Linked DNA regions of Mus musculus: region 2 is linked to region 1. A link is a loop called in an ENCODE intact Hi-C map of the cell type or tissue named here. Cell type or tissue: left cerebral cortex. All regions are shown on one strand. Links, peaks and the distances in the headings refer to the core of each region. The heading gives the core; the rest is flanking DNA.

What was found. A loop is a pair of places that touch in the nucleus more often than their neighbours do. Peaks named below come from ENCODE experiments on the same cell type or tissue, not always from the same donor. Only the 100,000 strongest peaks of a DNase experiment are listed, where the experiment ranks them.
Region 2: a loop joins it to region 1, with 9 times the contacts of the local background. A loop is called at or near these places in 22 of 42 quality-filtered maps.

What each region holds. Positions count from the first base shown.
Region 1 is chr12:71,708,022-71,712,643 of GRCm38, reverse strand. The region is part of intron 2 of 9630002D21Rik (a long non-coding RNA gene); the gene reads right to left. Among named protein-coding and RNA genes, the nearest start is that of Gm46356, 81 kb to the right of the region's middle. In left cerebral cortex, for the core only: no CTCF peak of the experiment used is centred there; no DNase peak of the experiment used is centred there.
Region 2 is chr12:71,193,195-71,197,816 of GRCm38, reverse strand. It overlaps 2700049A03Rik (RIKEN cDNA 2700049A03 gene), which reads right to left. Exons shown (of 30, transcript NM_001163378.1): 26 at 4,428-4,550; 27 at 3,351-3,525. Among named protein-coding and RNA genes, the nearest start is that of 2700049A03Rik, 59 kb to the right of the region's middle. In left cerebral cortex, for the core only: no CTCF peak of the experiment used is centred there; no DNase peak of the experiment used is centred there.

The DNA of each region.
Region 1 (4,622 bases), core at 977-3,476:
CTGCATCAGTTTTGGTGTGCTGAATGGGAGTCATTGGTAGCAGATTGGGTGGAGGGGTAGGAGGAATTTCGTAGTGCTTGATTCTTTCACTTCACCTGTACTGGGCCACCAAGAGCCGGCTGTAGGGTTTTATAGAAGGGTCTGCCAATGGTCATCTCTTACAGTGACGGCTACAGCTATTACAACCACAACTACAACAACAGCAACCACAAGTACAACCAGACTACAAACATGACTATTGCAACTGCAACCACACCACAACTCTTAACTACAACTGCTTCCTCTGGGATTAAGAATCTTCTCTTTCCGGAACCCTTTCACCCCCTAAAGAGGTAGTTGCCCTCTTGTTTTTCAGCACTGGGATACTTCCAACTCTTTAAATAGTTGCTTTCTACAAGTCTGTAAATAGTACCTCTGACTAAATGCAACCCCATTATCTTAGCGGAATGCACCCCACCCCCGCCAATCCTGCACTTTTTGTCTACTTACCACTTTCAGAGTGTATGTGTTCAGTATACTTAGCCTCCTAATATCACTGGTGCGGAAACTGAAGGTAAATAACTTGTCTATATTTATGCAGTTAAGACAAGGTTGTAGTTAATAGTTTGGTCTACTTAACATAAGAAATACATTACTTAGCAAGGCTCAAACTGCATTGTGGGAGGCATATTTGAGTACTTGTGGTTTTAGAGCCAAGAAGAAATTTGGGATTATCTGAGCAAAATAATAATAATAATAATAACAATAATAATAATAATAATAATAACAGTAATAAATAATTTTGGTTATGTCAGTGAAAGCATCCAGATTTTGGAGTGACCCCAGCATTTTGTGAAGAATAAAATGTAAGACTGTGTGTGCGTGTGCATGTGCGAGTGTGTGTGTGTGTGTTTAAGGCTGGATGATACTTGCGAGGAATTACAATTACAATCACAGCAGGTAAGAGTGACTAAGGTTTTCAGCTCCATGACTTCTATCCCGTCTCCCACATTATACCTGTTCCTCACATGAATAATTGTGATGTTAGGACATCAGATTACATCGCCCAGGAGAAAATACACAAAAGGCTCAGAAGTAAGTGTCTTTACCTGGTTCCCAGGACACACCTGTCATGGTTAATCTCCACTGTCAACTGGGCTGGGTGCAGAGTCACCCAGGAAGCACACCGCTGAGTGTGTGTGTGTGTGTGTGTGTGTGTGTGTGTGTGTCTGTGAGGTGTTTCCAGAGAGGCTTATTGAAGAAAGGAAGAGTAATCCTGAACATTGGCAGCTGCATCCCAAGAACCCTCTCATCCTAGACTGAGTGAATACAAAGGAAAGGGAAGAAAGCCAGCTGAGCCCAGCATCCCTTTCTGCAACCTGGGCCATCCAGGTGTGAGGAGTCCTAAGATACATTCTTGCCATAGTGAACTCATTTAAAAGAATCCTTCTTTTAAAGTTTCTTTTGTAGGACTTGAGCTGACTGGTGAGAAAAAGAATAAACAATTACCCTGGATTACCGTTCTATCGTTCTATCGTGAAAGGCAGGCAGCTTTAGTCTTAAGAGCTCTTCTGCTCTATCCCAAGTTGATAGACAGATACTCTGGCTCTCTTTCTCATCAACAGGTTGAGTTGATGTTCTAGTTTGCTTCTCTGTTGAGATGACAAAAACTATGCCCAAAACCAAGTTAGGAGGAAAGTGTTCATTTTGGGATACAAGTAACAGCCTACCACCAAAGGAAGCCTAGGCAAAAAGTCAACTCCAGAGCCCAGAAACAGGACTGAAAAGTACTGATCACAGTGCAATGCTGTTTACTGGCTTGCTCCCCATGGCCGTTTAGGTTGCTTTTGTACACAAGCCAGGACCATCTTCCCATGTGTAGTGCTGCCCATTGTGGGCTGGGCCTCCCACATCAACTGGCAATGATGAAAACGCCCCACAGACATGCCCACAGGCCCATCAGACAGAAGGGAGCCTTCAACCAAGGTTCCCTCTTCCAAGGTGACTTTGTGTCAAGTTGATGGGAACTAACCAGCTCAGTTGAAAACTTTGTAACAGAAGAAAACAAGGAGACAAGAAATATAAGCAATGCCTCTACTATTTGTGGGTGCTTTTCTTTTTTAAACATGAGACTAGAAATAAGAGAAGAGAGAATTGTGCCTGACAACATTTGCTGGTCAAAATTCAATTTTGACTGAAAAAATCCACACATTTTTCCTCTTTTGAAACCTTAATTGTGACAACCTTAACTTAACAAAAGCCATCTTTTCACTACTGCTGTAGAAATCATGCCCTTATGATTGAGACTAGCCAGTCACAGGAGACATTTACAGGGCATTTCATCCTGAGAAACAGTGAAGTCAGCTGTCTCTTTAGCCACATCTGGGAACCACCAGGGTCTAACTGCTCTGGGTGAGGTCCATCATTAATCAGGCACTTTCCAAAAGCCAGCTATCTTCTTCTGGGCTATTTTCTTTGGCCAACCCTTTACCTGCTGTGGTTATTTGATTTAAAGAAGCTATGCTGATCTTTTAGCTCAGTGGTTCTCAACCTGAGTGTCGAGACCCCTCTAAGGGTCAAACAACCCTTTCACAAGACTCATCCAAAACATTTCCATTATGATTCACAACAGTAGCAAAATTAGTTATGAAGCAGCAACAATGACAATCTTATGGCTAAGGGTCACCACAACATGAGGAACTCTATTACAGAGCCACAGCGTTAAGAAGGGTGATAACCACTGGCTCAGAGAGGCTGCTCCCTTGAAAGATGGAAGAGAGCTGAGAAAAAAAAACTGCTTGAAACAAAAGCTAACATTTTCTTGGGCAAATGTCCTAAGAATAGTTGCGGCATTACAGGACTGTCTATCTTGGGCTTTTAAAGGGAATTGGAACCCTAAGGCCCTTCCATCTTTGGATGCCCTTATGAAAATATTTCAGTGCAGGCTGGGCAGATTGCTCCGTGGGTAGAGGTGTGAGGTCTGATTGGTTCCTCCGCATTCACAAATAATGAAGATGTCGTAATGGTTCAACCTGTAACCCCGGCGTTGGGTGAGCAGAGGAATGGATTTCCCTAGATTACTGGCCACCTAGCCTTGCTGAAACAGCTAGTCTCAAACTCAGTGAAAGACCTTGTCTCAAAATAAAGTGGGAAATGACAGAGGAAGACATCTGACACTAACCTGTGGCTCTGCATGTATATGTGTGTTCATGTGCACACATACATATATCGAATACACAAATTAAAAATACAGTTTAATGGCAAAGTATAGCTATGGTGATTGGAATATAACATGGGTATTCAGCAAATTAGTACTTTTTAGTGAAGCAAAACACCGTAGAGCTATGCTATTGGAGAGACTGTTTCAATTCTCACATATATCATTTAGTTATAAAACCTATGGGGCTGAGATACCAGCTAAAAGCTAGAAACTGTATGTCTGAGTTAGGGGTCCTATTGCTGCAACAAAACACCATAACCAAAGAGCAAGTTGGGGAGGAAAGATTTATTTGGCTTACGCTTCAACATTGCTGTTCATCACTGAAGAAGTCAGGGCAGGCACCTGGCTGTAGGAGCTGATGGAAAGATGTTGCGTAATGGCTTGCTCCCCGCGGCTCGCTCATCTGGCTTTCTTTAGAACCCAAGACCGCCAGCCCACAGATGGCACCACCCATAATAAACTAGGCTCTCCCCATCAATCACTAATTAGGAAAATGTCCTACAGACTTGTTACAGACATATTTTATGGAGGCCTTTTCTCAAATGAAGGTCCCTCCTTTCAGATAACTCTAGTCTGTGTGTTGAGTTGACATAAGATTAGCCGGCACTCTGCGATGCTGGTCTTTGTCCTTTGATATTATCAGTCTATTCCTCGTGGAGCCCTACAGTGGAAACCTTTCACAAAGGTAGGCTGTGGATAAATAGTTCTTCAGGTCTCTGCTAAGTTAGAAGATAGGGTTGGGAAGTGTCTCACTTGGCTCACTGAGACACTTAAAAAACCGACCACAGACTTAATGAAAGAGGGTATTTCCAATTCAGTGCTGCCTCTACCACCAGGTTATCTTCCAAGTACCATTACTCTCTCTCTCTCTCTCTCTCTCTCTCTCTATATATATATATATATATATATATATATATATATATATGTGTGTGTGTGTGTGTGTGTGTGTGTGTGTGTGTATGTGTATATATATATATTTCAGTGTTTATAGAGGAAAACATATGGATCTTTGGTACTAGTGGAGATTAGCAATAATGCTCAAACATCGCAAGAATGTCCATTGACGGCCCCCCCCCCATCCTTTCTGGGAACTTCTGTAATACTGAGAAATGGACCCATCTCTGAGAGCCCTGGACCTAGAAACTTAGGGTCACACAGACTTGGGTTCCACTACTACGAAACTATTAAGAAACACGAAGACACATGGTTGATTGTTCTGAGCCTTCTTCTTGGCAGGACTGGTAATAGTAACGGTCCCTCTCTCTTACACTGAGGTTTCAGTGAATGGACACAAGGCACACATTCGTGTGCTGTCTGGCATCTACTAGACACAGTCAGCATTTTCTCTAGTCTCTTGCTCCAACTCAAATTTCCAGCAACAGAGATCTAAGAAGAAATTACATATCGTTTTGATATATTTAAG
Region 2 (4,622 bases), core at 1,200-3,699, 520 kb after region 1:
TATGTTGTATAAAAACTAATCTGAAAGTATGTAGCAAGTGTAATACTCTTACCATATGCACAAAATGAGAAAAACAGCAATTTTATGTGTATTATACTGAAAACTTCAGTCCTGAATTTCTTTCAATTCTGAACAATCTAACGCTCTCGCTGAGCATGAAGCCAACACTAAATATTCCACAATGCTCTAATGTCTAATTTCAAATGTCCTAAAGTGTCATTTATTCAAGCTGGTGTAAGAATAAACTTTTTTTTTTCTGTTTTTTTGAGACAGGGTTTCTCTGTATAGCCCTGGCTGTCCTGGAACTCACTCTATAGACCAGGCTGGCCTCGAACTCAGAAATTAGCTTGCCTCTGCCTCCCAAGTGCTGGGATTAAAGGTATGTGCCACCATGCCCGGCAAGAGTAAACTTTTTTGTATTGTTGAAATTTATCTTTTGATTTTGGAATAAATTCTTAAATAAATACGGTAATATTTTATATCATTTTAACGCTCCTACTTCGGAGTCGTGGGTCTTTTGGCTTTGTTTGGTTTTGGTTTTTTGCTAGTGACACTACTTGTTGCCTACTTTATATTTATATTATAGTAATGACTATGAACAAGAAACAAGTTGAAGCAATTTTCTTATTCCAGTTCAAATAGACAATGAAAAAGTACAGACAACTAACAACATTACCAACTCATCTGGCCCTGAAAGTGCTAATGAACACACAAGGCAGAGGTGTGTGGAGACGCTCTGCAAAAGAGATGAAGGCCTTGACAACGAGGTGTGCAGTGGCCCAGTCATCAAACCTGGTGACAATCGTTCATTACTGAAGCGATGCTCTTATGACTACACTAATGTTGCCAAGAATTCAGTGTGGATCACTGATGGCCGCTAGACACTTGAATTAAGTTGGAAAAGTAGAAAAGTTGGGTGAGGACCTCATGAGATGACTAAAAAATAATTTATAAGTCATACCTTTGAACTTCCACCCTGTTATTCTATGCAGCGATAACCAAACATTATTTGATTGGACTGCAACATGGAGCAAAAAGTGGTTCGTATCTGACAACCATCAGTGACCAACTCAGAGGTTGGACTAAAAAGCTCCAAAACACTTCCCAAAGCTAAACTTGCATGGAAAGAAAAATCCTGGCTCCTGCCCGTGGCCAATCCATCCAGCCACGGAATCTTCCTGAACCCCAGGAAACCATGGCATCTGAGGAGCACTCAGCACACTGGGATGCTTGAGACACTCGCACACTGGGATGCTTGAGACGCTCAGCACACTGGGATGCTTGAGACACTCGCACACTGGGATGCTTGAGACACTCAGCACACTGGGATGCTTAGACAGCCCTGGCCAGCGAGGCCCAACTCTCTGTCAGCGTCTTCTCCACAACCACAGCCAACTACTTACTATAGGGACGACCCTTGAGTACTTTGTGTCAATAAAAACCTGATGGCCTATTAACAAAAAGCAGGATGTAGAAGGTGAAAGTTTCAGTAGACAGATTAAAACTCTGGTAGATAGAGGCAGGAGATTTGCCACCCAGATTCTGAGGAAGTTAGGCGTATGAAACTGAGGGGACTCGAAAAAAACAAAAAGAATAAAGAAAGAAACTGAGGGGAGGTAACCAGCCTTGTGGCAAACAGAAGAGTTTGCATAGGTGAAATAAGTTATGAGGCAGTCAGGGAACAAGTGTAGCAAAGGCCATCGCATTGTTAGTAAGCAGCCTCTAAGTGGACACTTGGGATTTAGGCACAGGCGGGAAAGCTCGGGGTTACTCAGCGCCCTGCGCAGCCAGTGCTTCAAAAGGTGAACGGACAGGGCCAAAGAAATTAGTACCAAGCTGTTGCCTGATACACCAGCTTCACTTATCTCACCAACCAACTGCTGCCTCTTTAAGCTTTTGCAGAACTTTTAGCAGGATGAGTATTTCCACAACCAGCAGAATGCAGAAAATACTTTTCAGGAATTTGTCAAGCTGCAAAGCATAGAGTTTTATGTTATAGAAATAAGCAAGTCAATTTCTTGTAGAAAAAAGCATGTTGATTATAATAGTTTCTATCTGATAAAGATGTGTTAGAGTTTAGTTACAGTGATTTAAATTTTATTGTCTAAAACCACAATTGATTTTGCACCAACCTAATACAGAATGCATTAATGAGTCTGGGAAAGTCAGAACCCACCTAACTGGCCAATTTCCATTTGCAAAGTTACCTACTCACAGAAACATAATTCTAATGAAAACTCACTGTTCACAGAAACTTTATGGTCTTTTTGTGGCTCTTAGCAATGCAGTGAAAAACCATCACCCACCATAAAATTCCCCACTCTGCCTTTTTACATTAGCTATAAGAGATGACCTTTGAACAGTGAAGTTAATGCCAAGTTTTCCACATTTTTGTGTTCATTCACTCTCCTTTATACTTTCCTTCCTCCCCACTTACGTATGTGCAAGACACAGAGACAGACAGACAGAAAGACAGACAGACCTAAGTACAGACACGCACATTTGTGCTTTGGGAACTTAGAATGATACCTAAATCATTTCAAAAGAAAATTACTGCCCAGTGTTCCTGAGCACAAGAAGACTCTGACACGCCTGGGGAGGACTATGTGTTATATACACTTCTTTGGGAATGAATTATAGTGTTTTGGCTGTGATTTCAGTGTTGGTGAATCAATCACAGAAACTAAATACAATGTCTTTAAACAGAAACACACATAAAGCCAGGTTAAATACCGATCATGTGACAACGTTCCAAGAGGCTTCCTGGAACCCAATCCTGTATTTCTCCTAAGAGTTCAGTGTTTCCTAATATATACGTGCTTAACTTATAGGCTACACTACCACAGACAATGAGAATTAACTCTATGCTAGTAATCGCCAAAGTGCTACAACAGAAATTGCAGTTACTCTTAAAGATAGCCCAAACACACTAAACACTACATCTGAGAAATCACACTCTATAGAGAACACATTTCTAGAGTGGTATGATCTCATTGAACTCTGTCTTAAACATGGCTATTGGTTCTGAGAGGTTATATTTTTCTAGTATACATTAAAATAGTACATCTATATTATAAATTTTTAAGTATGTATATTACAAAAATTGTCTCATATCCCTCCCAATGTGCCCATACGAATGAAGACACACAAAACATATTCAGGAGAAAGTGTTGTATATCATAGAAAAGATATAATAAAATCTTCAAGCCTTCATCTATTCATACAAAGAACACATCGCTGGATTGTAATGTAAAGTACACTACAGCAACAGCCTGGGAAGAATGTAAGAGACTGCAATAGGATTAAAGTAGTATTTTTTAGAAACACCAAGAAGAACTAGTTGTGTGTACCTGAGGCCATGTCAGACTGCTGCAATACCAGCCGAGGGTCTGCGTGCTGATAGGAGGGCTCTGCAGGAGAAGTGGGCGGCAGCATTTGGCCGGACGGTCCTGCTGAGATGTCCTCTGCTGCTTTCAGCACGAGCCTCTGTCCTTCACTAAGCTCACCCACGCTGTTATCCAAGTCCTTCAGTAATAAGAAAAACCATTAGGCCCATTATAGTAAATCATCCAAAGCAGGAACTCTCTTGTAAATATGATGATTCATAACACACAAGTGCTTATAATGTCACATTTCAGGTACACAAATAATAAGTCTAAAAAGTTAGGTTAGGGCCCAGCAAGACAGCTTAGCAAGTAAGGGCTACCATCTGTGACATCTGCTAAGGAATTCAATCCCTGGAACCCGAATGGTAGGGAAGAACCTACTACCCCAAGTCAGCCTTGACCTCTACATCTGGGTGTGCACTTGCTCCCACACACAGTAAGTAAGTACATGGAAACCTTTTCTGAAAACAAGTTTAAAAAGGCATTTGGTATTGTATGTGTATTCATATGTATGTGGGTGTGGGCTGGAACCGAACACACACACACACACACACACACACACATATACACACACACACATACACACACACACATACATACACACACACACATACACACACACACACACATACACACACACATACATACACACACATACATACATACACACACACATACACACACACACACATACATACACACACACATACACACACACACATACACACACACACATACATACACACACATACACACACACACACATACATACACACACACACACACACACACAAAATAATTGTATCTTTAAAGCTTCATATTTTTTTGTTGTGTTTTTAAATTGTAACATAAAAGTTTGGAGGAGATTGTCGAAATTTTTCTCAGTTACAAAGCTCAGTTCAATCTAGGTTAAAAGGACCATGACTCTGATTATAGAGTATCTTAAACACTGTCTTATCAAAATTAAAAGTTGGATATTTAATATTTTTCCTGTATTTATATCTAGCCCTCCCCCCAAAAATCTTTATGGTTGAAAAGTACCTCCTCTTGCTGTGAAACTAATAACTCCCGTTGTTGCTTAGTAAGAAGGGCAACGATGGCATCTTCATGACGCTTTTTGTGGGGCCTCCTAATCACCTGCCCTTCACTGGGAGGGTCATCTTCCTAGAGCAGACACAAAGACAACATCAAAAACGGCTATCATACAACTCCACTTTCTCAACTCTGACTGATGAA